Linked DNA regions of Mus musculus: all the other regions are linked to region 1. The links are chromatin loops, found by intact Hi-C in ENCODE. Cell type or tissue: heart. All regions are shown on one strand. Region 1 holds the start of Ptpre (protein tyrosine phosphatase, receptor type, E). Region 2 overlaps Ptpre (protein tyrosine phosphatase, receptor type, E). Region 3 overlaps Ptpre (protein tyrosine phosphatase, receptor type, E). Region 4 overlaps Ptpre (protein tyrosine phosphatase, receptor type, E). Region 5 overlaps Ptpre (protein tyrosine phosphatase, receptor type, E).

Region 1 (5,000 bases):
GTAGGTGATGGTTATTGGGCCACTTGGCCACACCCAACCTGGGCTGTCCCCTGAGGGCACACACACTCAGAGGAAACTTCCTGCCTGCCCCACTGAGCTCTGGACAGGTATCAGGGCTACCTGCTGCTGCCTGCTGGGGACTGCCCTGCTTTGCTCTGCCAGCCCACATGTTCACTGTGGGTTCTGACTGTTGGGTGTGTCTCCTGCTGCAAGAATACAAGGTGGGTAGAGCACAGCCTGGGCTGATGGCATTTCCAACCCTGGGGCAAATGAAGAGAGGGGAACCAAAAGAGCAAAAATGCCTGTACTTGGGATGCAGAGGCAGGGGGCTCTCTGTGAATTCAAAACTGACCTGGTATACATAGTGAGATCCGGGACAGCCAAAGCCACATAGTGAGACCCACTGTAGAGATTTGAATAGGTTTGACTCCTATAGACTCATGTCTTTGAATGCTTGGTTCACAGGGAGTGACACTATTAGGAAGTGTGTCCTTGTTGAAATAGGAGTGGCCTTGTTGGAGGAAGTTTGTCACTGTAGGCATGGATTTTAAGACCCTCGTCCTAGCTGCCAGGAAGCCAGACTTCTCCTAGCTGCCTTCAGAACAAGAGGTGGAACTCTCAGCTCCTCCAGCCCCATGCCTGCCTGGATACTGCCATGCTCCCACCTTGATGATACTGGACTGAACCTCTGAACCTGTAAGCCAGCCACAATTAAATGTCATCCTTATAAGAACTGCCTTGGTCATGATATCTATTCATAGCAGCAAAACCTTAACTAAGATAGTGGGCTTTGCCAGTCTTTTCCCATCTGCCTTCAGAACAAGATGTAGAACTCTCAGCTCCTTCTCCAGAGCCATGCCTGCCTGGACACTGCCAGGCTTCTTGCCTTGCTGACAATGGATTGAACCTCTGAACCTGTAATTAAATTACAGGTTCCAATTGAATATTGCTCCTTATAAGAGTTGCCTTGGTCATGGTGTCTGTTCACAGCAATGGAAACCCTAGCTAAGACACCCTGTCTTAAAATAACCACCACAACAAAACCACCTGATTCAGTCAGAAATGTCGGTGAAGAGGGCTACAAGAGAGAAGAGGGGTTTGAGGGCACTGGGATGACAATTGATAGGAAGGTAGCAAAGGGGGCGGGACCAAGGCAGGAAGTAGCTTTTCTAGAGCACTGAGAAAAAGGATCCATGGCTGCATTAGATAAGCAAGGGCTCAGGAGTCACTGGGGAAGTTGGGCACAGCATCACTGCAGTCAGGTTTACTTGGGGGTGAGGGATGTCTGAGATCAGAGGACAGTGCTGTCAGAGGAGAGGCAAGCACAGCGAGGAAGAGAAGGAACTTTATTCAAGATGCACAGAGGCAGAGTCAAGGCCCAGAAAGCAAGAGCAAGAGCTGGGGCTAGACTGGCAGGAGGTGCCTGAAGAACTGAGCTTGCTGGTTGGTGTCTGGAAGGCCGAATGCTTCTGAATGATGTGCACGTGAAAGGTGTTACAGCTCTGGAGAAGCCCCCGGAAGCAGGGGTGAGTGAGGCAGGAAAGGAAGAAGACCCAATTTCCCAATTCAGGTCTTCAGAGACAGAGGTGCGTGGGGCAGAGAAGGAAGACCTGAGCTTGGGTCCTGGAACATGGGCAAGGAAGAGCATTCTTAGCATTCTGGAGGGTTCCACAGTTCTTCAGGCTTCCAGTCTACAGCTCTGTCCAGTACAGGCTCCAGCCAACTTAGGAGTTGACTGATGGCCCTTTGAAACTGTCACCTTATAAGTCAGCTTGGCTCTGCAGCTCTAACAGCAGTAAACTGAAGGGTGAGGTAATATCCCACGCATGCCTTTCTTGCCATTCATTTACTTATTCCCTCCTTCATTTATAAGCTCTGCAAGCAAGGTCCCCAACACAGAAACAGCATCCCCATGAGGCTATGCCCTGGCCCAACCAAACAGGTTCAGAACCAAGATAGACACCATGGCTTTGTTGTGCTTTCTGCCTTCCAGTCAGGATGTTTTATTTCTGTTGCTGAGAAAAAATATCGGGGGGGGGGGGAGTAAACTCTGGAAGAGAGGATTTCTTTGATTCACAACTTCAAGCTACAGTTCACTATTTCAGGGAAGTCCAGAAGGAAACTTCAGACATCACCTACAAAGTCAAGAGCAAATGGATTAAACCCACCCTTGCGTGCCCAATGCCATTTAGCCTTCTCCCTTATACTGTTCAGGACCCCGGTCTTAGGGAATGGTGCTGCCCACAGTGGAATGAGATTCCCTTTATCAATTAACAATCCAAACAACCTCCAATGGGCATGTCTGAAGCCCAACCTGATCTAGATGATTTCCCCATGAGTCTCAATTCTAGGTTGTGTCAAGCTGGACTTCGTTTATAGTCCAAACTAAACCACTATGAAATAATTCCCCAGAGCAGCAGATCTGGTCCCTGTACTGCGCTCTGCTCCATGTGTGTTTAATTTTGCCAGACATTTCTTACTAATTGTATACCCCCAGCACCCACCATGGGGCGCCCGCACACTCTTTTTCTGGGAGGGAGTGTCTAACATTTCTCAGCTCTGCCGACTTCTCTGAAGCAGGGCTGTTACCACGGGTCCCAGCCCTGCTTTACCAGTTGCGAAACCTTAAGTGCCACACTACTTTGTGGTGTCCAGAGCTAAGGCTAAATAGAAGGGACGTTGAGTTTTCTCTATGGCTCGTCTGAGTGCCATCACCTTTTAGGATCCTCCCTGATAGAGTGTCCAGTCAGAGTGCCAGGAGAGAGGGCATGTTCCTGCATCCTCCCAGTGTAAAGGCCAAAGCTCCAGGAGGGTGAGCGCCCGCGGTGCGCTCCCAGAGCCAGGCACCAGGCGTCGCCGTCGCCCCTCGCAGCTCCACGGCCCCGCCCCCGCCGCGGAGCTGGAGCTGGAGCCGGAGCCGGAGCCCTAGCCCAGAGCTGGAGGCGGCCGGACCGGGCCAGACAGATTTCCTGCTCTCCTGTAGGGCTGAGGGCTGCCGGCTGCGGGCTACGGGCTGCGGGCTACAGGCTACGGGCTACGGACTGCGGGCTGCGAGAGAAGTCACCGGCGGCGCAGGTACCTCACTGCCTACGCGCGTCCCCACGACCCTCCCTCGCGCCGGCGGGGACAGCGGACGCCCCGGAGCGGAGCGCGTCGGGCGGGCGCCCGGGAGATGCGGAGTCGCCGCGGCGGAGCGATCGGGGCTACAGCACCGGTCCCTGGGAGGTGAGTGGCGCGGTGAGGGTGGGTGGCAGTACGTCCGGAGATGGCCGTGCTCCCCGTGCACATTGAGCAGACCGGGATATCCTGGGCCACTGCCAGGGAGAAACGGGTCGTTGTACGGGAGCTGCGTCCGAGCCAGGTCCTTGCCATCCTCCTAGTGTACAGGATGCTAGCGACTGTAGACCCTGCGACCCCAGCTACCTGCTCGAGACGCGGTCCGAACTTGGCTACCACCTAGGCAGCTCTCTCGGTGAATAGCTACACAGAGGGCGTGTGTCTGTGGGTGGCGACTGTAGGAAGAGGACAACAACCTGGGGATGTGTGTGAACGCAGTGGAAACGGGAGTGGGTTCCAACCGGTGTGTTGGGGGCTGCGCACGCAGGGCTTAAGACTGGAGCTTTTCCAGAAAGTGACTCGAGTTGCGCCAACTCCCGGCGCAGCGGGGGCGCTGCGGGGATGCTGGCGCCCGGTCTAGGGCCGGGAGCCTTCCCCGGCAGGCGTCAGTTGGGGATTCAGGGTCAAGGTGGAACCTGGCAGGTAGCTCAGGTATGACGCCACGAATTGCAGTCCGTAGGGGGACCTGAGGAGGTCCTGAAGCCAAAGGCCAGCGGTACCCATCTTGGTGCTTCCTGGGACCATCTGGGGAAGGCTTGGAGACCCACAGGGTGATGAGGTAGAGCCAAGCCTGAGGACTAGGGACTGGATCTGACCTAAATTCCTTTCAGTCATGAAGTATTGTTCTAGAGAGGTTAGAGTGTGATGCCTGTAGGTTTATATTGATTTATAACGACTCTGTAAGTGTTGGAACCTCAGCAACTACAGGAAGAAAATGGAGCCTTGACTGTGTCGGAGAGTTTGAAGGAAGACCAGCAAAGGGTGCTCATGTGTTCTAGAAATGATTGTGTCTCTTGCCTAGTCACTAATGTCCTTGCACCTAAGTGCCTCGTGACCCAAGGTGCCTGGACACCTTTGCAACAATGTTTATGCATTTATTTTCCTACAATGTAAAAACCTATGCTTAGTTAAAGTGGAGCTGGGAAATGGGGGTGGGAATGTTTTTCCAAAGCTGAGGGACTAAGCCAAAGGGGGCATGAAACAGTAGGTTGCTGGTGGCTGCCAAGGTCCCTCAGCTTTCAGGACATGGACAAAAGGCTGGGTCTCTCAGTGCAAGTTCAAGGTCCTGGGGAAACAAAAGGCCAGGTGTTGGTTAGCCTAAAAGGTGGGGTCCACATTGTCAGGGAGAGGGTTTCTGTCTCCTGAATGCCAGGTTTGGGCCCAGGTCCTAGTTTCTTGGGATCAATGTTGCCTGTGGATCATCATCAACACAACCCAACAGTTTTCTGGTTCGGAAGTTGGTAGCATTGTTTGTCTTCCTGAAAGGCCAGGTCATTGGGCAAGCTGGATCTGATAATCCAGGACCTCTCAGGCAAATCAGCCCTGAAGTTTCAGTAAGGGAGTTGTTGTCCTTGAATGCTTCCTGGAGCCCCTGTCTGGTCACAAGGTTAGAACAAGGCTGGCCATTGGTTCCCAGCCTGGAAACACATTTGTCTCTGCTGTGGAGGCAAAGTTGGCCCAGCAGAGCTCCTGGGTCAGCAGTCCTGCCACTTCAGAGATGGCCTGGAGGAGGACTTGAAACTCTGCCCTTGAAACTATCCTGGGAGTGATCTCCTCAGCCCTAGGCATTCCTGCTCACAAATCCTTTCACCCCGAGGAAGCGCAGGGAGGTGTGGGAAAGGCCATTACAGTTGTCAAGTTGTGCTTCTGAGCCTGGTTGTCCC
Region 2 (5,000 bases), 87 kb after region 1:
ACATTGCTGCATGACCCTGGGCTGCATCCCACCCCTGCACTCCAGGCAGGCTTCTCAGACTGGGGGCTGCTCCACCTGCTCTGTCAGGCCTGGCCCTGGAGGAAATGCCCTCACTATAGACCATGCACTCTCCATCCTGATGCTCTGAACCTCCTGGGGGTGCTGAGGTGTTCCGGGCAGCCATAACCACAGGGGAGTTCTCAGATTAGGGGAAGCACGTTAATGGTCACTCATGAAGACGCTCCACGATTGTCTGTAGTGAGCTTTTGTAAACATTGCCAGGGCTCTGAAGGTCCTGGCTCCTCTTTTCTGTCCTCCATAAAAAGGCTCATGCTGTGCTTTATGTAGAAGGGGCAGTGGCAGTGTTTTCTCTGCAGGCTGGAGGGCAGCCCTGCCCCAGCCCCTGTACCCAGCAGGGCCTGGCAGTGCTGAAGGAGGAACTCCAGCTCTTAGCAGCCAAATCCTCAACAGAATGCCTCTAAATCCACAGTGGATGCACCCTGGGTTGGAAGGGCCAAGCCATGACTGTGTAATTTGTAGCTAAGCCTGGACTGTTCCCAAGTGCTCAGTTTATCAACCTCAGGGCCATGGGAGATCTAAGAACAGCAATCCCATTTGGGGGTTGAAGGGTGAGGGTGGGGGTGGGGGAAGGAAACTTCCAGCGAGTTTGGGCTATAAAGGTGGACACTCAAGTCTTCCTTAAGTAAGGCTGTGTTCTGCAGGGGGAAAGTTGGTAGTGAGCATTACGTTCTAGTCCCAGGAGCCTTTGTGAGTAGGAACAGGTGGGATCACGGCACATGCAGGGAGAGCAGGCACCCACACCTGCTCACCACCTGCCCCACTTTGGGCACTCTTTTAGTTAGGGTCTTACTGCTGTGAACAGACACCATGACCAAGGCAACTCTTTTTTTTTCCCATTTTTTATTAGGTATTTAGCTCATTTACATTTCCAATGCTATACCAAAAGTCCCCCATACCCACCCACCCCCACTCCCCTACCCACCCACTCCCCCTTTTTGGCCCTGGCGTTCCCCTGTACTGGGGCATATAAAGTTTGCGTGTCCAATGGGCCTCTCTTTCCAGTGATGGCCGATTAGGCCATCTTTTGATACATATGCAGCTAGAGTCAAGAGCTCCGGGGTACTGGTTAGTTCATAATGTTGTTCCACCTATAGGGTTGCAGATCCCTTTAGCTCCTTGGGTACTTTCTCTAGCTCCTCCATTGGGAGCCCTGTGATCCATCCATTAGCTGACTGTGAACATCCACTTCTGTGTTTGCTAGGCCCCGGCATAGTCTCACAAGAGAGCTATATCTGGGTCCTTTCAGCGAAATCTTGCTAGTGTATGCAATGGTGTCAGCATTTGGATGCTGATTATGGGGTGGATCCCTGGATATGGCAGTCTCTACATGGTCCATCCTTTCATCTCAGCTCCAAACTTTGTCTCTGTAACTCCTTCCATGGGTGTTTTGTTCTCACTTCTAAGGAGGGGCATAGTGTCCACACTTCAGTCTTCATTCTTCTTGAGTTTCATGTGTTTAGCAAATTGTATCTTATATCTTGAGTATCCTAGGTTTTGGGCTAATATCCACTTATCAGTGAGTACATATTGTGTGAGTTCCTTTGTGAATGTGTTACCTCACTCAGGATGATGCCCTCCAGGTCCATCCATTTGGCTAGGAATTTCATAAATTCATTCTTTTTAATATCTGAGTCCAAGGCAACTCTTATAAGGATAACATTTAATTGGGGCTGACTTACAGGTTCAGAGATTCAGTCCATTATCATCAAGGCGGGAACATGGCAGCATCCAGGCAGACGTGTTGCAGGAGGGGCTGAGAGTTCTACATCTTCATCTGAAGGCTGCTAGCAGAAGACTCACTTCCAGGTAGCTAGGATAAGGGTCTTAAAGCACACAGTGACACACCTATTGCAACAAAGCCACACCTCCTAATAGTGCCACTCCCTGGGCCAAGCTTATGCAAACCATCACTGGTACTTTGTGCAGCACAGAGTTAGACATGCTCAAGCAGCTGAGTCAGTGGATGAAAATGGGTGGATGAGTGGCACTTCTGTGGCAGCCTGGGTCTCACAGAGCATGGTTCATCTCTTAGCACGCATTTGTGCATGCTATCCTCCACACTCATGTATGGAGAAGAACAGTGGCCTTCTGTTTGGGTGCCTGGTTCCTGTCCCAGCTTGTCACTTTCTTGCTGAGAGGTAGAGGTAACTTTAGCTCTGTAAGGTACCCTGTACCTCCCCGATGCCCCTTACATGGCACTCAGCAGGGCACTGCCTGTGAGCAAGCTGGCGGCACACAGCTGAGAGCAGTGTGGGGGGGAGGGGGGTACCTGTCGGTAGTCTCTGGCTGATACCAGATGTAATCGCTTCTTATTTAAGGATCGTAATTTCAAGAACTTTTTTCTAACGCACCGCAAACATGAGCACGGGGGATGGGGAGATGAATCGTGGGTGAAATGCTAGCTCTGGAGGCTCAAGGAGCTGAGTTCCAATCCCCTGAGCCTATATCAAGGTAGAGTGCAGATGTAGCTGGAGTCAGAAGAAGGAGGCAGGTAGGTCTCGAGAACTCAGCGGACAGACAGTGTAGTCAAATCAATCAGCTCCATATTCTGTAAGATGGCCTGTGTCAAAAAATAAGACGTGAAACCATTGAGGAAGACATCTGATGATCTCTGGCCTCCACATACATGTGCACACAAATGCACATGCCCATGCACCCGAATATACACACACTTACACAGACACATATGTATACCATCACACGCATGCACACACACACACACACACACACACACACACACACACACACAAAATATAAGCACATACGAGCACTAAGAGTTCTGAAAGTATTCTGAGCTCTTTTGTTTGTGAACCATACTATGCTCTATTTATCCTGAGAGTAGTGTGAGCTAAACAAAAAGAAAGGAAATGGCCAGAAACGTGGCTTACGGCTTATAAGCACTGCCTGCTCTTGCAAAGAACCAGGGTTCCAATCCTAGCACCCATATGGTAGCTCATGAACACCTGTAAATCCAGTTCCAGGGATCTGATGCCCTCTGCTGGCTTCTGCAGGTATTGCACACACAATTAAAATAATTTTTTTAAAAAATAGGAGAAAGTTGACTCATTATCATATTAGCAGGCAGGTTATTTTTAATATATCATTTTAACTATGTTTATGTGTGTATATGTGGCGGGTGTATAGACATGGATGCAGTTGCCTGGGGAGGCCAGAAAAGGCTAATTAGCTCCCCTGGAGCTGGGGTTACAGGTGGTTCTGAACCACACAGCGTGGATGCTAGGAACTGAATTTAGGTCCCCTGCAAGAGCATTATACGCTCTTTACCACTGATCCACTGTTCTGGCTCTCTTAGCGAGCAGCTCTAAAGGTAAGATTTGAAGTGCTTGGAAATGCAAACCTATTGTCTTCCACCCATTTGTGTCTGTTCACAGGCAGACAGAGGGCTCTGGAGTCCTGCCAGCATTTTAAAATTATAGCTAAAGAAATGATCCCTACTTAATTAGTATAGATGTTGCTGGGTAACTTCTAATAATGACTGCAATTTGCAATACATTCTCCCCATGTAATTTAGCACAATGGGGCCCTCAGAACGTAGGACTCATATTTAATCAAGACTCAGGATTAATATAGACAAGAACAAAGTTTAGGTCCCCAGCCTTTGTAGGGGTGTAGGGGGGCTCTGCGGGTGCTGGAAGGAAGATCCTGTAGGTACCACCATTCTCAACAGCCCAATCATACTCCAGAGTGCATCTCTCATCCCTGAAGAGGAAGCAATGTCACCACTCAGCTCACAAGGGTCTCAGTGTTTATGTGCCTCAATTTTCCTATCTGAAAAATGAAGACAATGTACTAGAGATCATAATAATATATACTTACATAACTATGTTTCTATAGATATATAATCATAAGTAGTATATCAATAAGAAAAGTAAGTTGTGAGTAGATTGGTGGTGAAAGGCACATAGAAAGTAGCACGCAGCACCCAACAGACCTGGCTCATTATCCTAAGTAGCATCACCTGGGATATTTTTGGATCCTTGGCTAAGGAGAGCAGCCTTCATGCCAGAACAGAGCATGTGTTTGTAAGAGGCAGCTTTTCGTTGCTGTGAGGAAAAACCCCAAGGCTGTATAAAGTAAAGAGGTTTATTTTGTCTTATGGTTCTGGAAATAAGATGTCTGAACATCATGGTATGAGTTGGCAAAGTCTTTTCCACCCTAGACCCCATATTGTATCATATCATGGCGGGGGGTACCTGAATACCACTCTCCGTGCGTGGGCTGTCTCTCCCTGTGCTGCTTTTATCCCTGCTGTGACCATAGGCAAGGGTTTACTCTAGATCCTGGTTTGAGGGTACAGTCCACCATGGGAGGGAGGCGTGACAGCATGGGGCCTGCTATGAACTGGTCTCCTTAGCAACCAACTCTTTCTTCTATGAGTCGCTTTGGTCAAGGTGTTCTATCACACCAGCAGAAGGCAACTGACAGAATCCCGGAGGTGGTTTGTCTTTCTTGAGGTAAACTTGGCCATGCTGAAGTGTATACACCATTTGCTTGTAAGTCCACCCCCTGTGCCCAGTTCCAACATGTTTGAATCAGTCCAAAAGGAAATTCCCCCATGAAGCATCCTTCCTTCCAGTCCTGGGCAACCGCCAATCTGCCATGTATACCTATCAATTTACACAGTCTGGTTATTTTATATAAATGAAATTATACAATATGTGACCTTATAAGTCTGGTTTCTTTCCTTTTGCAATATATTTTTTAGTTCATCTTGGTAACAGGGTGTATCATACCATTCCGTCCTGACTGGAGACTCTACCAATGTCTCCTCCTTTTTACCCACTAATCCTCAGCTAGGCGTTCAACTCTTCTCTGTATCTTAAAAGATATGGCTAACAAGTATTTATGTACGCTTTTTGTTTGAACACCTGTTTTCAATTCGTTGGGGGCACCTACAT
Region 3 (5,000 bases), 130 kb after region 1:
ATTGCTTGAGAGTCATCAGAGCCCCCAGAGGAACCATGACTTACCCAAACCAGACCCTTTGAGTGTCACTACAGGCCACACCCTGATGCCCTGTGACTGTAGGTCGTCTTAGGCCAGAATACAGGAAGGGGTTGTAACAAGGATGCTGGTCTCCATGGTGACAGGCACCTTTTACTTTAAGAGCGTATTGATCCTGGAGAACTGGCCAGGTTGCTGTGCCTTTCACCGGTCATTTCTTGGACAGGCTTTGAGGTGCCCGCAAGGCTTGTTAAATTTTAGAGATTTCTCCAAGGAAGACTGTGCGGCTTTTGTCCCTCTGGTGGCGGCGGGTGATCACCATTCATTCATAGACTGTGCTGATGGACAGCTTGCTGCCTGTTAAGCACTGGGGCTTCAGGAAACGCAGGGTGCCTGCGGCTTGTCTTCTGTAAAGAGCTGCCTGGGTGGCCTGGATCTCCCCAGGGGTCCCCATGTTAGTGTGCCATACAGAGTGAGTGGTCTGATCAGAAGGAGAACAGAGAGCTGGAGCCCAGGGGAATGCCTAGGGAAGGCATTCTGAAAGTGTGGAGGCAGGGTTCACTTGAGCCAGATGGTCGTTAGGGTCAGGCTCCCTAACTCTAAAGTGGCTTCAGCATGCACGGTCATGGCTGACGTAATAGGATGTGAGAGATGAAGGGGTGAGCGAATGAGATATAACTATATGCTCCCCCCAAAGCCACTCTGGTTGGTCCACAGCCACATTTGCCACCTCGGAGGCTTCTCTTCCCCCTTTATAAAAGACACACTCATGCAGAGTCATGCTTCCAGCTCATGATACACAGACTGCTGACACAGGTTATTTGACCTTATGCCACATCCCGAACTGTGTCTTGACTATTCTCCTTCAATTGCTCGTCACAGGAGAAGTGCTACCAGTACTGGCCAGACCAGGGCTGTTGGACCTACGGCAACATCCGGGTGTGTGTAGAGGACTGCGTGGTCCTGGTGGATTACACGATCCGAAAGTTCTGCATCCATCCGGTACACATGAATGTCTTATTTGGCTTCTCGGGAGCGAGGTTGGCAGGGGTGGGGGTGGGGGTGGGGCTTTACAGTGAGAACAGCTGCCCCACCTTGACCCACTCATAGCATGGCAGGAACTCTCACAGAGGCTGTGGTTGCAGGGCTGGATCCTGTGACAGACTGGGGACAGGGTTAGTGGATCAAGGACCCGAATCTGCAGAGGGCTGGATGCTTTGACTCCCAGCCACTGTCCTGGGCCTCCCCAGAAGGTGGGTGAGCCAGCTGGAGTGGTAGAGGATTCAATGGGGGTTGGGGGCTTTCCCACTGCACCAAGCAGGCACTGCGCCACTGAGCTACTCCTAGTGACAAGCTCTCACTATGTGATCCATGGAGGTCTGGAACTTCCTGTGTAGAACATGCTGGCTGCTGACTTTCATAGATCCACCTGCCTCTGCCTCCCAAGTGTTGGGATGAAAGACATGAGTCGCCATGTCTGGTGACAGAATTGTTTTATAATGGTGTCAAAAATTAGGTTCAGACTCTCCCCCAGTATCTTTCATGCTCATTTCGAGGCAGCCTTCGATCAAAATGCTCGAGAACAAAGCAGAGGAAATGAAGACCACAGAGACAGGCTGTTTTTATTAGGAATAAAATGTAGAGCGGTTGGTAAAATTAAGTTGCAAAAATCTGAAAGAAGTGTCTAGAAGCCACCGCAGAAGGTTTTGAAAGGATGGACTGAGGGGCCTAGCCTAATGGTAGAATATGTGCCTGAGGCATCCCAAAATTGTTATCCCTTGCTTCCATACAGAGAATACACACACACACACACACACACACACACACACACACACACACACACCTTACTTCTAAACACACTGGTATTGTCATCTTCCACCATCAGGAGCAGGAGAACCATGCATGCTGCAAAGGCTTGGAGAATCTGGGAGGGAGGGTCTGGAGGTCTCCAGTGTGTAGGCTGACCCTTCATTCTTCCTTCCCACGCTGACTCTTTGAGACTTAAATATGCTGGCAGTGACTCAGGTCGCCACAAGTCAGGTGGGACTGTGTAGATGGAGCAGGCAGGTCTGCCTCACAGCTGGAGTGTGTGAGCATTAAGACCAGCTTTGGGGATATGTGGCTACTGGGATCCTGGCCTGGTATAGCCAGCTGCAAAAGCCCTTTGCCAGCCAAGAGCTGTGTATTGTCACATCGGGTATGGTACCCCTGCATTCCAGGGTTCTCTGTGTTTGCAGCCGCTGACCTGGCATGAGCCCCACTGTCCTTCGGAAGGAGATGCTAAACAGTTCCACCTCCCATCTCTCACTTCCCCCTCATCCCTTACAGCAACTCCCAGACAGCTGCAAAGCCCCGCGGCTGGTCTCACAGCTGCACTTCACCAGCTGGCCTGACTTCGGGGTGCCGTTTACCCCCATCGGGATGCTCAAGTTCCTGAAGAAAGTGAAGACACTCAACCCCTCACATGCTGGGCCCATTGTGGTTCACTGTAGGTATGTCAGGGAGGGGCCAGCCACAGTGTGGGGAATGGCCAGTGCGGCAGTGGTGGGGTGGGCAGAGCTAGGGCTGGGGGGAATGAAGTTTTGAAGCAGCTATACCCAAAGTTGCGTGTGGAGAAAGGAATTCTAGCCCCTCTTGGTCTCTGGGGTACCTGCCCCAGTGGTGTCTGGACAGACCCCCAATATGTAAAACTCTTGAAGGCTGACAAGGCCCAGGTTGATGGCTGGCATGGGAGCTCTGGGCAAGTCCACTGACCTTGCCCTCTGCTCTACCTGGTACCTCAAGGATCGTTTAGTTCCCATAGCAGGGGACACACACACACACACACACACACACACACCCCTTCAGTGTCTCTAGTCCTGAGATAAATAACCAGAGCAGCAGTGCCCTCTAGTGGCTATGCATAGATTTGCTCCTTGTTCTTCCAAGTTGCACCCTCCTTAATTTTGCCCTAGGCTGTGTCCTTTGTCCCCCAGGTTCAGGCATCTTCCCAGGCTTGCCATTTACTTCAGGGGAATGTGACTCACGAGGTGGCATCTTTCTCCTCCCTGAAGCGCGGGCGTGGGTCGGACTGGCACCTTCATTGTGATCGATGCCATGATGGACATGATACACTCGGAGCAGAAGGTTGACGTCTTTGAGTTTGTGTCTAGAATCCGCAATCAGCGCCCTCAGATGGTCCAGACGGATGTGAGTGGCACCTCTTTCTGCCCTGGCCTAAGCATCACAGAGCACTCAGGTGCCTTCGCACCACTCCACAGGCCCATTTAAAAATATTTTTTGACTGTGTGTTGTTGTTGTTGTTGTTTTGCACCTGGTCTGTCATGCGGATAGATTCTACCACTGAGCTGTAATCTCAGCCACCCCTTTACTTCCTGGAACTCAGTCTTAGTGAGTAGCCCAGCCTGCTTTTGACCTGGCTCTGTAGCTTGGGCAGCCCTTGAACATATCCTCTTTATGTCTCAGCTTTCCAAATAACTGGAATTTTGAACTATTGCCACCAGGCCCCGCTTGCAGGTCTGGGTTTTGCTGTTATTGGTTTTATTTATTTATTTATTTATATCTCAAATGCTTCATCCCATCCCTCCTCACAGAGTCTCTCCTCTCATTCCCCCTCCCCTTCACCTCTGGGCCCTCCCAGGTCCGCCCTGCTAGAATCCCACCCACCCACAACCCTGGTGCATCAAGTCTCTGCAGGATTAGGCACATCCTCTCCTGCTGGTCAGATGGGTTTTAATAGGCAGGTGGCCACAGGCTATGAGCATGCCCATTGTCAGACCTGGTATACCTCCCACTCTGTCATTACCTCCCATGGAGTCACAAAGGCTGGTGACCCTGATCCTTAGCATGTTCATATGCCATGGTGGTGATTCTAAGCAGCTGACATAGCCCCTGGAGCCCTCGGAGGTAGTGGTCATTACTGTCATCTTATTTTACCCTAGACGACCAGTCCACATGATCACTCTTGCTCCTCGGCCTTGCTTTACCAGCGATGGGGCAGTCTTGAGTGGCACCCCCTGTCTCCCTACAGGTTCAGTATACATTCATCTACCAAGCCTTACTGGAATACTACCTCTATGGGGACACAGAGCTGGATGTGTCCTCCCTGGAGAGGCACCTGCAGACGCTCCATAGCACAGCCACCCATTTTGACAAGATCGGGCTGGAGGAAGAGTTCAGGGTGAGTGCTGCAAAGCAACTTCCACACCCTGAGGGGCTGAGAGGGCCTGGGGAGCCAAGGAAAATGGTGCCAACTTAAATGACGCCTCCTGAGCTCAGAAAGTTTGGTGGGTATCAGGTTGTTAGCTCTTAGGGAAGCTACATGTAGGATCACTTCATCTTCCAATATCAAGGCGACTTCTGGAGGCAAACTTGGGAGCAGGTCTCCTGCTGCAGGTCTGTCTGTCATGTTTGGCTCTAACTACATTCCTTGGCTGCAGAAGCTGACCAACGTGCGAATCATGAAGGAGAACATGAGGACGGGCAACCTGCCTGCCAACATGAAGAAGGCCCGCGTCATCCAGATCATTCCATGTAAGGCAGTGGGCATGTGGGCCTCATGCCCTGGACCACCTACCTTCGTACATCATGCTAGGGGGCAAGCGCCTCTGGGTGACTTGGAGCTGTGTCCGAAGCTAGGAAGAAAGGACTCTCCTGGGGGCACTCTGAGGGATCTCCATGGACCCATAGGGTCTCAAGTGGTACCTAGAATATAGCTCAAACGCAAGACACCAGAGCTTCTGTATAGGGAGGGTTCCCTGGGACCTGAAAAGCTTGCCTCAGATGAGACCTGGGACCTCACTAGCGCTCTCTGGAGACCCCTTCTCCCTTACACAGTGGGAAGTGAGTTGCATGGCCAAGAATATATACATAAAAAGAACTAAATCAGACCAAAGGTGAATTCTGCTGAGCCCTTGGAGTGTGGGGTGAGGGGTGGGGTGGGGAGAACTTGCCTTGGAAATTTCATAACACTTAGCCTGAGG
Region 4 (5,000 bases), 95 kb after region 1:
TTAATCTTCTAACTATTATTATTGAAGTAGTAAAGGTTATTTACTTGGTGGGAAATTTTCCCTATAAAGACAACAGAATTTCCCTCCCACTTCTCTGACAGCACATAGTCAAAGGGACCCTGTGTTTGGCTCCCCAAACCCTTGGTGAAACAGAGAAGGTTGGGCCATACTCAGCCATAGCCATGAGCCAACAGTCCAAGCAAACAGGGAAGACCAAAGTGTGGATATTTCGTTCCTTCTTAGAATAGGGAACAAAATACCCATGGAAGGAGTTTCAGAGACAAAGTTCGGAGCTGAGACGGAAGGATGGGCCATCCAGAGACTGCCCCACCCGGGGATCCATGCCATAAACAACCACCAAACCCAGACACTATTGCATATGCCAGCAAGATTTGCTGACAGGACCCTAATAAAGCTGTCTCTTGTGAGGCTATGCCAGTGCCTGGCAAACACAGAAGTGGATGCTCATAGTCATCTATTGGATGGAACACAGAGCCCCCAATGGAGGAGCTAGAGAAAGTACCCAAGGAGTTGAAGGGGTCTGCAACCCTTAAGGGGAACAACAATATGAACTAACCAGTACCCCCCAGAGCTTGTGTCTCTAGCTGCATATGTAGCAGAGGATGGCCTAGTCGGCCATCATTGGGAAGAGAGGACCTTGGTCCTGCAAAGATGATATGCCCCAGTACAGGAATGCCAGGGCCAGGAAGCAGGAGTGGGTGGGTTGGGGAGCAGGGCGGGGAGAGGGTATAGGGGACTTTTGAAATATAAATGAAGAAAATATCTAATGAAAAAAGAGAAAGAAATGATCACTCTGTTGATAGCGCACATTACAGTACAGGGGCAGGGGGGGCATTCATTATTTCATTCATTCATTCACCCATTCTGTAAGTCCTCTGGTCAGTCCCCAGATGTGAAGTCCCCTGCAGGCTGACAATGTGGCATGACGTCCCCAGCCCCTTTAGCCCCTGGCATTTGCTCAGTACAACTGGCCTCACTCATTCATGTCATCAGTGTTCCCCTAGACCGAGCTCCCCAATTCACAGCATTTGCCCAAGCTGCTCTTGCAGTTGGGAAATGGAAAAGCCAAGGGACTTGGAATCCAGGTTCTCGCCACGTGCCTGGCTCTGCAGAGAAGGCTTGGCTGGGAACTAGCCCTTTCCCTTGGCTGAGAAATAACAAGGCTGCCCACTCAGTGAAGAATAGGCACCATCTCCACATCTGGGAAGAGGCTAGGTTGCCAACAGTTTTTCTCCCCGTGGCTGTCGGCGTGTTAAATAGCCAATAGCAGATTCATTAAGCAGCCGGCAGGTGAACGCAGGTTTCCCCAGAGCCACTGCCACCTCACCTTTAGTGCTTCCCGGATACATATGTGTGTGTGTGTGTGTGTGTGTGTGTGTGTGTGTGTGTGTGTGTGTATATGTATATGTATATGTATATGTATATGTATATGTATATGTATGCACTGCGAGTTACAGTCTCCAGGATAATTGATTTCAATATGTATGGAAGAATCGATGCTGTGGGAAGAGAGCCAGTGTCCTGAATGGGCCATGCCGTTTGATGGGTAATTTCCTCCCAGCTCTTTCAGCCAAGGGACTTTCACTGGACTGTTAAATTTCTTGACTGAGGGAGAAATGAGGGACCCACGGATCGTAGAATTGAATTGAAAGTGAGAACATGAGGGGTGAGGGGCCTGCTAGGGGGAATTCAGATGTGCCTTAGAAGGCTAATTCCTAATTAATCGCTTCACCAGTGTGTGAATGGAGGATTTGAGAAGTTTGTCACAGCATTGCTGTGGTCGTTATTCAGGAAGTGATGGGCCAGAAAACACATTTATAAAGTGAATCTGCTGAAATGCTGGTCAGAGGGTGACCTCTGGGGACACACTGAGTTAGGAAGGCTGAGCTCTGATCTGGCAGCAGCAGGTTGATGTGGGTCAATATTTCTGTCACTTTCCAGTGGCGCCATCTGCTGGTCATCTTCAGCATTTGCCCTCTAGCTTCAAGTGTTGAGAGTGCATAAAGAGCTCCTGAATCCCGAATCTAGAAGGCTTTCAAGTTCAGGTACTAAGCTGAGCAGAGACCATAAAATGTTAACCAATAATGCCTTAATCACGTAAAATCACCTTCTCGGACACCCATCAGTTTCCTCTCCAACAGCCAGCACTTTCCTATCATGTGTCTGGCCCACTGGGCAGTGAGCTTTCCGAGTCCCCTCTCCCACTCATGTGTCTTCATGCTGGAACCCAGTTTCAGGAGGTTCTCAGCTGTGGGTGCCCCCAGAAGAACTGGGACAGAGATGTGCCATGACCATGTGTGTAATATGCAGGGGGACTGTCCTGTTGCTGGCTCAGAGCGGATCATGAACAGGGCTCACCTGGGTTCTCCCATGCATCCTAAGGTTGGCACGGGGTCTCAGACCACAGAGCCTCAGATTATGGAAGGTAGTGTGTCTGAGAGACAGGCAACTTACAGAGTGACAGGTACTGAGCCCAGGTGTCTGCCTCACCCATCTGTCTCCCTGTCCTCGGTGTACTGGCAGGCTGACTTAAGACACTAAGATGCTCAAGGCTGCTTGTACATCAAACCTCTCTGGAGTTCAACACCTGCCTCACAAGGCAATAACATAACTTCTGCCTGCCCTTGGCTTGCGAGATCCAGAACAGTATCACCCTGTGATGAATAGTAATAGCATTCCATATTGCTGTTCATCCTGGCTCAACAGCAAATAGAACATCAAGGACATCGTTCTGTCCCCCAAGGTAGGACTGGTGAGGGCCCCTGACCTTAGGAAGGCTTTCTCCAGGCAAGCCATCTGTTGACCATCTGACTCTCGGCTCAGCTCGGGAGCCATGCGGGCATGCCTCCGACATGACAGACTTGGAAGAGCAGTATTTCATGCACCCAGGAGTGCCTTGAAGCTGAGGATGCAAACGTAATCACCATGGCTTCTCCAGCACCCAGTCTATTTAGGTGGTGCAAGGGGGTGGGGCAGGAATACCTCATACTCACTGAAGTCATCTATCAGAGAGCGCCCCCACCTGTCCCAGTTAGAATAGAAACATTTAAAGTGAGCATGTTTGTCTAGCCTTGCCAGGTAAACTAGACTCCTTCCATGGTATGGAAAACACCTGTTGAACCAATGAATAAACACATCCTGGGCAAATAAAGAACAATCCCTATTACCATCTCCTGGTCACACTAAAATCAGCATTTCTTTAAAAATGCATGAGCTCCGTGATGCTTCCCAGTGTGAAAGCCAGCCATTTTATGAAATTGGTGTGCATTTTCTACTAAAGAGTAGAGTGTCTACTTATTAATATTCCCAAGGGGTAGCTTTTGGGTTCTCTGCTGTGCTGCTGTTATAATTTTCTATAATTATATGGTGCTGATTGTAGTTTGCCAACAGAACGTCAATAAAATGAAATGTAACCCTGGAACTAACACACTCTCTCACCACCCCACCCCCAATCTCATTCTCAAGAATTCTTTTTCTCCGACTATGCAGCCTTACAATGGCCTGGGGCCCAGGGAGGCAAGAGGACGTCCTCCCCGAAATCCTAATCACTATGACCATGAGTGCAGAGCTGTCCTGCAGAATTCAATTTGTACAAATAATAGGGAGGATATCTGGTAGAGGACTCGTGATCATCTAGAAATGGAGGGAGAATTCTGTTTGTATTTCTTTGGTCTTGCTTTTTTTTATGATGATGGAGAATAAACCTGGGATCTTGCACATATTTGGCAAATGGTCTACAACTGGGTACACACACAATCCATGGATTCTCTGTTAGAGCAGCATTATGAGCCAGATCCAGAAAGGAGTTTGACAGAATTCAAAATTAGGAGGCAGAGCCATCTAAGAGCCAGGAAATAGATTCTCTCTAGACACTGAACCTGCTGACAGATTTAGGGTTTGGAAATCCTAAAACTCTAAGGAGTTTCTATTGTTTATCTACCATGTGATCTGATGTGCCTTGCTCAGTAACCTGAATTGTAAAGGGGGTGGAGCAACCACACTCGGTGCCATTAAATAGTTGAGTGACCTCATATGAATGAGTGAGTGAATTTATGAATGCATGAATGAATGAATGAATGAGTGAAGCTACCACAAACTGACTTGGATTGGACTAGAATGTGCCCCTCCCTCTTCCATTTTCTAGATGTGTGTCTTGGGCCAAATAAGTTGTGGTCTCTCTGGGTTGTGGTCACCTCAGGAGTAAGAAGGCTGTAGGGAGCACATGGTCCCTCTGTGCACTGTGCACCAGGCAGGAAGGTGGTGAATTGGTGGGATTTTAATACTAGAAATAAGAGTGCCCTGGTCTGGGCGTGGGGGCTTTAGAACGGGCATGGGTTCCTCGAGAGGCCGGCATGGGCTAGATAGGAGAATCGGGAGGAATTTTCACGGTTGAACATGTGCGAGGGAGTGTCCCAAGCACAGACTCAGGGCTGTTGAGAGGCAGAGGGCAGGCTGCTCCTGAAGTCGGAGCTGATGAAGATGCTGGAAAGGCAAGTATGGGGAACCACCCAAATTAGCCTCTCCCAGAATCCTCTCTGAGCTCAACCCCCGAGCATGAGGAGGTGGCTACGTTTGTTTTCCTTTTTGACGCAATTGTTAGAGTAGATGTAACCTCTTCCTTCCTGATACATTACTCAAATACATTAGTTCTCATAATTTTTTTGTTTTATCTTTTTATGAACAAAACCACCTGAAACACCTGGGTCCCCGCTTTCTGTGGATGAGTGTATTTCTACATTTGGAGGTAGCATCTATGTGTGGAGACACTGTAAGAGGTTCTTGCTTAGGTTTTGAAGATTTTACGTTAATTTGGAGGATTTGAAAGCATATCCATGCACATAAGGCCTAGAGCCTTCTTTGAGGAGCTCAGGTGTGGCCGGAATCACTGTGCAACACAAAATGATCGAGCTTCACCCCATTTCTTGGCATATCATCCCTCTCCCCCCATCTGCCTCTTTACTTACAGCCTACAGCCGCTG
Region 5 (5,000 bases), 80 kb after region 1:
ATGATCATAGAGTTGCCCGTGATGATCTAAAGACTTGACCTGAGTTGTTGGACTGGATGGGGCCCACAGCCTTGTATGATTTAATTAGCAGCATCTGCAGGAGGTTGTTTTAAACACCTTCATGGAAAACTAGTTTCCAATGATGCTGCTCTATTCAATTATTTATTTTTTGAAGGGATCACAGGATAGCTTCACTGAGAGCACCACCTACACTTACTGAGGGCGGAAGGAAAACAGCCCACTTATGAACCTCATCATCCCTCCTTGCCTCGTTTTGCATTCTGTCCACGTTTATCCTATTCTCGCATGCACACACTAAAAAGTTATCTCAGCTCACCTTGAACCAAATGGATTTGACCTCTATTTATAAGATGTGCCTTAGCGTGAAAGACGGAGCTTTCTTTCAGAGTTCATTCAGCAAGCCGTCTGCCTCTGGCTGGGTCCTGTGTTAGATGTCAGCCTTGGGGTGAGCCTCATTTCTCTTGGAAAATTCATGTCGTGGACATCTTGTTGCCAGGAATCGGCGTGATTGACTTTTCATTTCAGAGTGATGTCAAGGCTCATGTTATTCCCAGTGTGGACACGGAGTGGTGAATGATGTCTAATTATTTGGAAAGGAGTAGGTTTCTTGAAGGATGTGCTGTGTTGGGAGCTTCTGTTGCCTGGCAACATGTAACTTTGCCGGTGTGTCACCAAAGACATTTTAAAGGGCTAGAGACACACACTGAGACAACTGCATGTTAAGGGGAGAACCTGGAAGCTGCCCTGTTAGAATCATGGCTTCCACCGCAGAAAGTAAACACTGAAGAGCAGGTGTGGGTGGAGGCTGGGTGCAGAGCGCATGCCCAGGCACAGGTGTGAAAGATGCAGGCTAGCCCCGTTCTTCCTTGCATCTTTCTATCTGTTGGGTTAAAGTCTATTCAAAATCCGTGTGTGTGTGTGTGTGTGTGTGTGTGTGTGTGTGTGTGTGTACACTTTATGCAGATGCCTGTGCATAGACATGTGTGAAAGCCAGTTGTAGACATTGAGGGTCTTCCTCTATTGTTCTCTTTCCTTCCTTCCTTCCTTCCTTCCTTCCTTCCTTCCTCCCTCCCTCCCTCCCTTCTTCCTCCCTCCCTCCCTTTCTTTCTTTCTTTCTTTCTTTCTTTCTTTCTTTCTTTCTTTCTTTCTTTCTTTCACTGAACCTACAGCTCACCATTTCAGCCTGAAGATCCAAGTGTCCCCACCCTCCCAGCACTGGAGATACAGGCCAGCACTACATCTGGTCTTTCGACATGGGTGTTGGGATTCGAACTCAGGCTCTCCTACTTCCACAACAAGTACTTCACTCACTAAGCCATCTTTCCAGATCCCTCATTTCCAGCAATGCTCTATCAGTCTAGGGTCTACTTCTGGGTATATATGCCTGTAGGTTCCTTTTGCCCTCTTTGTACCTCTGCATCAGGGGATGGTTCAATCCACTCCTGGCTGCCCATCCCACCACCTAACTGTTCACTTCTGCTCTCAGTCTCATTCTCTGACAGAAGCTGTGCTCACGAAAACACTTCTAATGGGGAGGGAGCAGGTCAGCTCGGTACTCAGGCACAGGGCTAACATGTCCAGGCTGCTGTGAATTACTGTAAATGTCGCAACCCTCATTTCTTTTTGAGGTGGGTGTTGTAAGAAGTATGTCCATTTGTGATGGCAGCCTGCATCTGAGGTCCCCACAGCATTCTTTACTATGTGGAGAATATTGTCTTTGTGTCCCTAAAACAACAAAACTTCTCAGCCTGCAGTCATGCCATGGGGAGGAGACTTGGGAAGGGGATGTGAGGGGCACAGAGCAAAAATGAGAGAGAGAGAGAGAGAGAGAGAGAGAGAGAGAGAGAGAGAGAGAGCCCACACTAAAATGATTCAAACTTGGATTAGCTTAATTTCGGTCAAACATAGAAATAAGGATTTAATGTTTTCCCTTGTTGGGGTCCAGCTTCATAATTAGCTTTTTTTTTTTTTTTGCAAATAGCAGCCACTAATATCTAGGCTATTTCTCCCTTTGTAATAACAACACACACACACACACACACACACACACACACACACCCTTGAAGTGGAAGCTGACAACTGCCTTGAGCATCCTGATTGGCAGGAACAGTAAAGGGAAGCTTGCAGTGGCCTCTCTCAAGGCAGCTTTCCTGCCCTCTGCTGGGCTAAGCCATCAGCACTCTACTCAGAAGCTGAATCCTTGGGTTAGACCCTCAGAGGATCACCATCCTGGAGTCCTTGGGTTAGACCCTCAGAGGATCACCATCCTGGAGTCCTTGGGTTAGACCCTCAGAGGATCACCATCCTGGAGTCCTTGGGTTAGACCCTCAGAGGATCACCATCCTGGAGTCCTTGGGTTAGACCCTCAGAGGATCACCATCCTGGAGTCCTTGGGTTAGACCCTCAGAGGATCACCATCCTGGAGTCCTTGGGTTAGACCCTCAGAGGATCACCATCCTGGAGCTCTTGTCCAGTTCAGACTTTGAGTGGTTCATCTCTCAGGAAGCCAGAGCACTAAAGGTGGAGAAATTCAATAACCTTCATATTTCTTAAGGTAGAGTTCTCAGACTTGGACTAAGTACTCTGTGTGTGTGTGTGTGTGTGTGTGTGTGTGTGTGTGTGTGTGCGCGCGCGCGCTGGGAAACCAAGCTTATTCATTGAAGAGTATGTGGTGGTTAGTTTTAATAATAACTTAACCACAGCTTAAAATCACTTAAGAAGAGAGCCTCCATTGAGGAATTGCCTAGATTAAATTGGCCTGTGGGCGTGTTTACGGGGATTGTCTTGATTCTTAATTGTTGTAGGAAAACCCAGCCCATTATGGGTGGCACTATTCCCTAGGCTATGTCCTGAATTGTGTAAGAAGAGAGAAAGCTATCTGAGCAAAAGCAACAAGCAGGCAGCATAGGTGTTTGTTCTTCTCTGCTATTGACTGTGGATGTTATGTGGCTAGCTGCTTTAGTTTCTGCCTTACCTTGCCCTTAGTGATGGGACTGTAACCTGGGAGTATAAGCCTAATAAGCCTTTTCCTTTTCTAAGATGCTTTCGGTCAGGGTGTTTTATCACAGCAACAGGAATAAAACTAGATCCAAGTGAATATGGCGGACTTTCCAACAAGAAAACATGTAGCTCTCCTTTCTTTCTTCATTATTCCCCCTGTTTAAAAACTATTTTGCACATTATCGATAGTGGTAAGGATATTTTCCCTAGCCGTTTAACGCCGGGACTGAGTTGATACATTTTCAGACGTTATATCCTTTTCCAAGTCCCACTGTATCCATCACATTGATACCAGCATGCACACACGGTCCTCTGAGCAGCCCCTCAACACTGTGGGATAGAGCTAGGAGTCCATTTAATGATGTTGTACATGACGAGTTGTTTGTTTTCGGAAAAGCCTGTACCATGTGAGGCGAATGGTTTGATTTAAGTGTGAGATGTGACTGCGATTGCAAACTGAACACACAGCAGCAATACTGCAGCCGTCACCATGGCAACCAGTGGAAATAATGGCCCCCTTCGGGAATAAAATAGATCTCAGATCCCTTCCCAATCAGCAGCGTTGGTGGTTTGCAGTCGAGGTGGTTTGCAGTGATTGCTTCAGACTTTTTTTATGGACAGAAAACGAATGGGCAAGAAAATTTTGAGAAAATAAATGGATTTACAGACAACTCATGTGATAATATAAGCCATGAAGGAAAGCAAGACAGCAGTTTTGGCAGCTGAGAGCAAGTGCCCAGGGCATTCCATCCACAGGATTGTCCCCTGGCTATTAGAAACCTGGTCCCTGATCTTGCCACATAGAATGACTCTGGACAACCCCTGTTGTCCTATGTGGCCACCAGACTCTGGACGTTTTCTTATTGGAGGCAGAAATGCTACTGAGCCAACGGAAAGAGAACACGCAAACATGTAATGTCACCTCAGCACATGGAAAACACTCAATGCACAGTACTTCAGATTCTCGGGGTAAAATTAAAATGAGCGCCTAGATTGCGCACAAGAACAGTAATAGTTTTTCAAAATATAAAGCATAGGGTGCTTCAGCAAGCAGCTCTCCTGGAAGAATGAAGTGCAGCTGTGGGGGTACCCCCTGTTCCTCCTGCAGGACCTGATGCTTTGTTAGAACTCTCTATACACATTGGGGTGCGCCTGCACTACTGCCCTGAGACGCAGAAGAACAGTTTCTTTATAAAGTTGTGCTCCCAGGGATATGATGAATTCTCACTTTGCTGTGGAATCTGGAGTAAAGACCCTATCTGAAGAATGGTCCATTCCCTCACAGGCGAATGGGGTTTCCTCAAGATTAGGCAGCTAAGGGAGCTTCAGTCTTCCAGATAACAGGATAAGAAGTAAAACTGAGAGCCCATTTCCTTTTTTATTTTAGGATGTGCAGGGAGGAGAGGTGGGGGGGGGGGGAGAGATGATTTTGATATGAGAAGTTATCTCTCCAAGGTCATGTCTGAAATAGAAGTCTTTTCTAAGCTGAGGGGAGTGGGAGCCATTAGTCAATGGATGGAGAGTTTCAGTTTTGGCAAGGTGCCTCAAGCCCACGATACTTCACTGCCTTCTATTATCCACTCAAGCATCTGTTAAAAGGGTGATCTTGATTTAAATGTGTGTGTTGCAATAAAAGGGAATTTCTCTGGATCACATTCAAGGAGAAACGCTAACCCATGCACCTAGGATACTCCCAGCCTCCTGGCTTCTTTGCTTCGTGTTGCAGTTCAGTGAGATTGGCTCAGAGAGAGTCCTTTGTAAGTGAACTGATTTTCATTCAAGAGCTGAACTGAAACCCCAAGGGAGCCCATGACAGAGACTTCTCATTGTGCCTTCTCAGTCCCTGTGGGCTGTGAATTCACCTTGACCTGGGCATGGGGCCCTCTTGAGGTCCATGTCTCTCTATGTTTGGTGAGCAGAAGGCTTCTAACCAAGGATACTGCTCACTAGGATGGCCTTGTATTTTATCTTATGCCATC

The links. Peaks named below come from ENCODE experiments on the same cell type or tissue, not always from the same donor. Only the 100,000 strongest peaks of a DNase experiment are listed, where the experiment ranks them.
Region 2: it touches region 1 in a loop (7-fold over the local background); 34 of 42 quality-filtered maps call a loop at or near these places.
Region 3: a loop joins it to region 1, with 6 times the contacts of the local background. A loop is called at or near these places in 9 of 42 quality-filtered maps.
Region 4: it touches region 1 in a loop (5-fold over the local background); 34 of 42 quality-filtered maps call a loop at or near these places.
Region 5: a loop joins it to region 1, with 7 times the contacts of the local background. A loop is called at or near these places in 27 of 42 quality-filtered maps.

The regions. Positions count from the first base shown.
Region 1 is chr7:135,534,892-135,539,891 of GRCm38, forward strand. Ptpre (protein tyrosine phosphatase, receptor type, E) reads left to right here and starts at 2,933. Exons shown (of 21, transcript NM_011212.3): 1 at 2,933-3,225. In heart, a CTCF peak has its summit at 2,824; DNase peaks (open chromatin) are centred at 2,860 and 3,440; H3K4me3 peaks cover 1,514 bases; H3K27ac peaks cover 875 bases; H3K27me3 peaks cover 2,124 bases.
Region 2 is chr7:135,621,992-135,626,991 of GRCm38, forward strand. All of the region lies in intron 2 of Ptpre (protein tyrosine phosphatase, receptor type, E), which reads left to right. Among named protein-coding and RNA genes, the nearest start is that of 5830432E09Rik, 28 kb to the right of the region's middle. In heart, a CTCF peak has its summit at 3,072 (motif pointing left); no DNase peak of the experiment used is centred here.
Region 3 is chr7:135,666,651-135,671,650 of GRCm38, forward strand. It overlaps Ptpre (protein tyrosine phosphatase, receptor type, E), which reads left to right. Exons shown (of 21, transcript NM_011212.3): 11 at 901-1,020; 12 at 2,347-2,510; 13 at 3,072-3,207; 14 at 4,049-4,198; 15 at 4,458-4,551. Among named protein-coding and RNA genes, the nearest start is that of 5830432E09Rik, 17 kb to the left of the region's middle. In heart, a CTCF peak has its summit at 2,939 (motif pointing left); DNase peaks (open chromatin) are centred at 2,401 and 2,981; H3K27me3 peaks cover 1,215 bases.
Region 4 is chr7:135,630,028-135,635,027 of GRCm38, forward strand. The region is part of intron 2 of Ptpre (protein tyrosine phosphatase, receptor type, E); the gene reads left to right. Among named protein-coding and RNA genes, the nearest start is that of 5830432E09Rik, 20 kb to the right of the region's middle. In heart, a CTCF peak has its summit at 1,976 (motif pointing left); a DNase peak (open chromatin) is centred at 1,958; H3K27me3 peaks cover 2,050 bases.
Region 5 is chr7:135,614,521-135,619,520 of GRCm38, forward strand. The region is part of intron 2 of Ptpre (protein tyrosine phosphatase, receptor type, E); the gene reads left to right. Among named protein-coding and RNA genes, the nearest start is that of 5830432E09Rik, 35 kb to the right of the region's middle. In heart, a CTCF peak has its summit at 2,186 (motif pointing left); no DNase peak of the experiment used is centred here; H3K27me3 peaks cover 279 bases.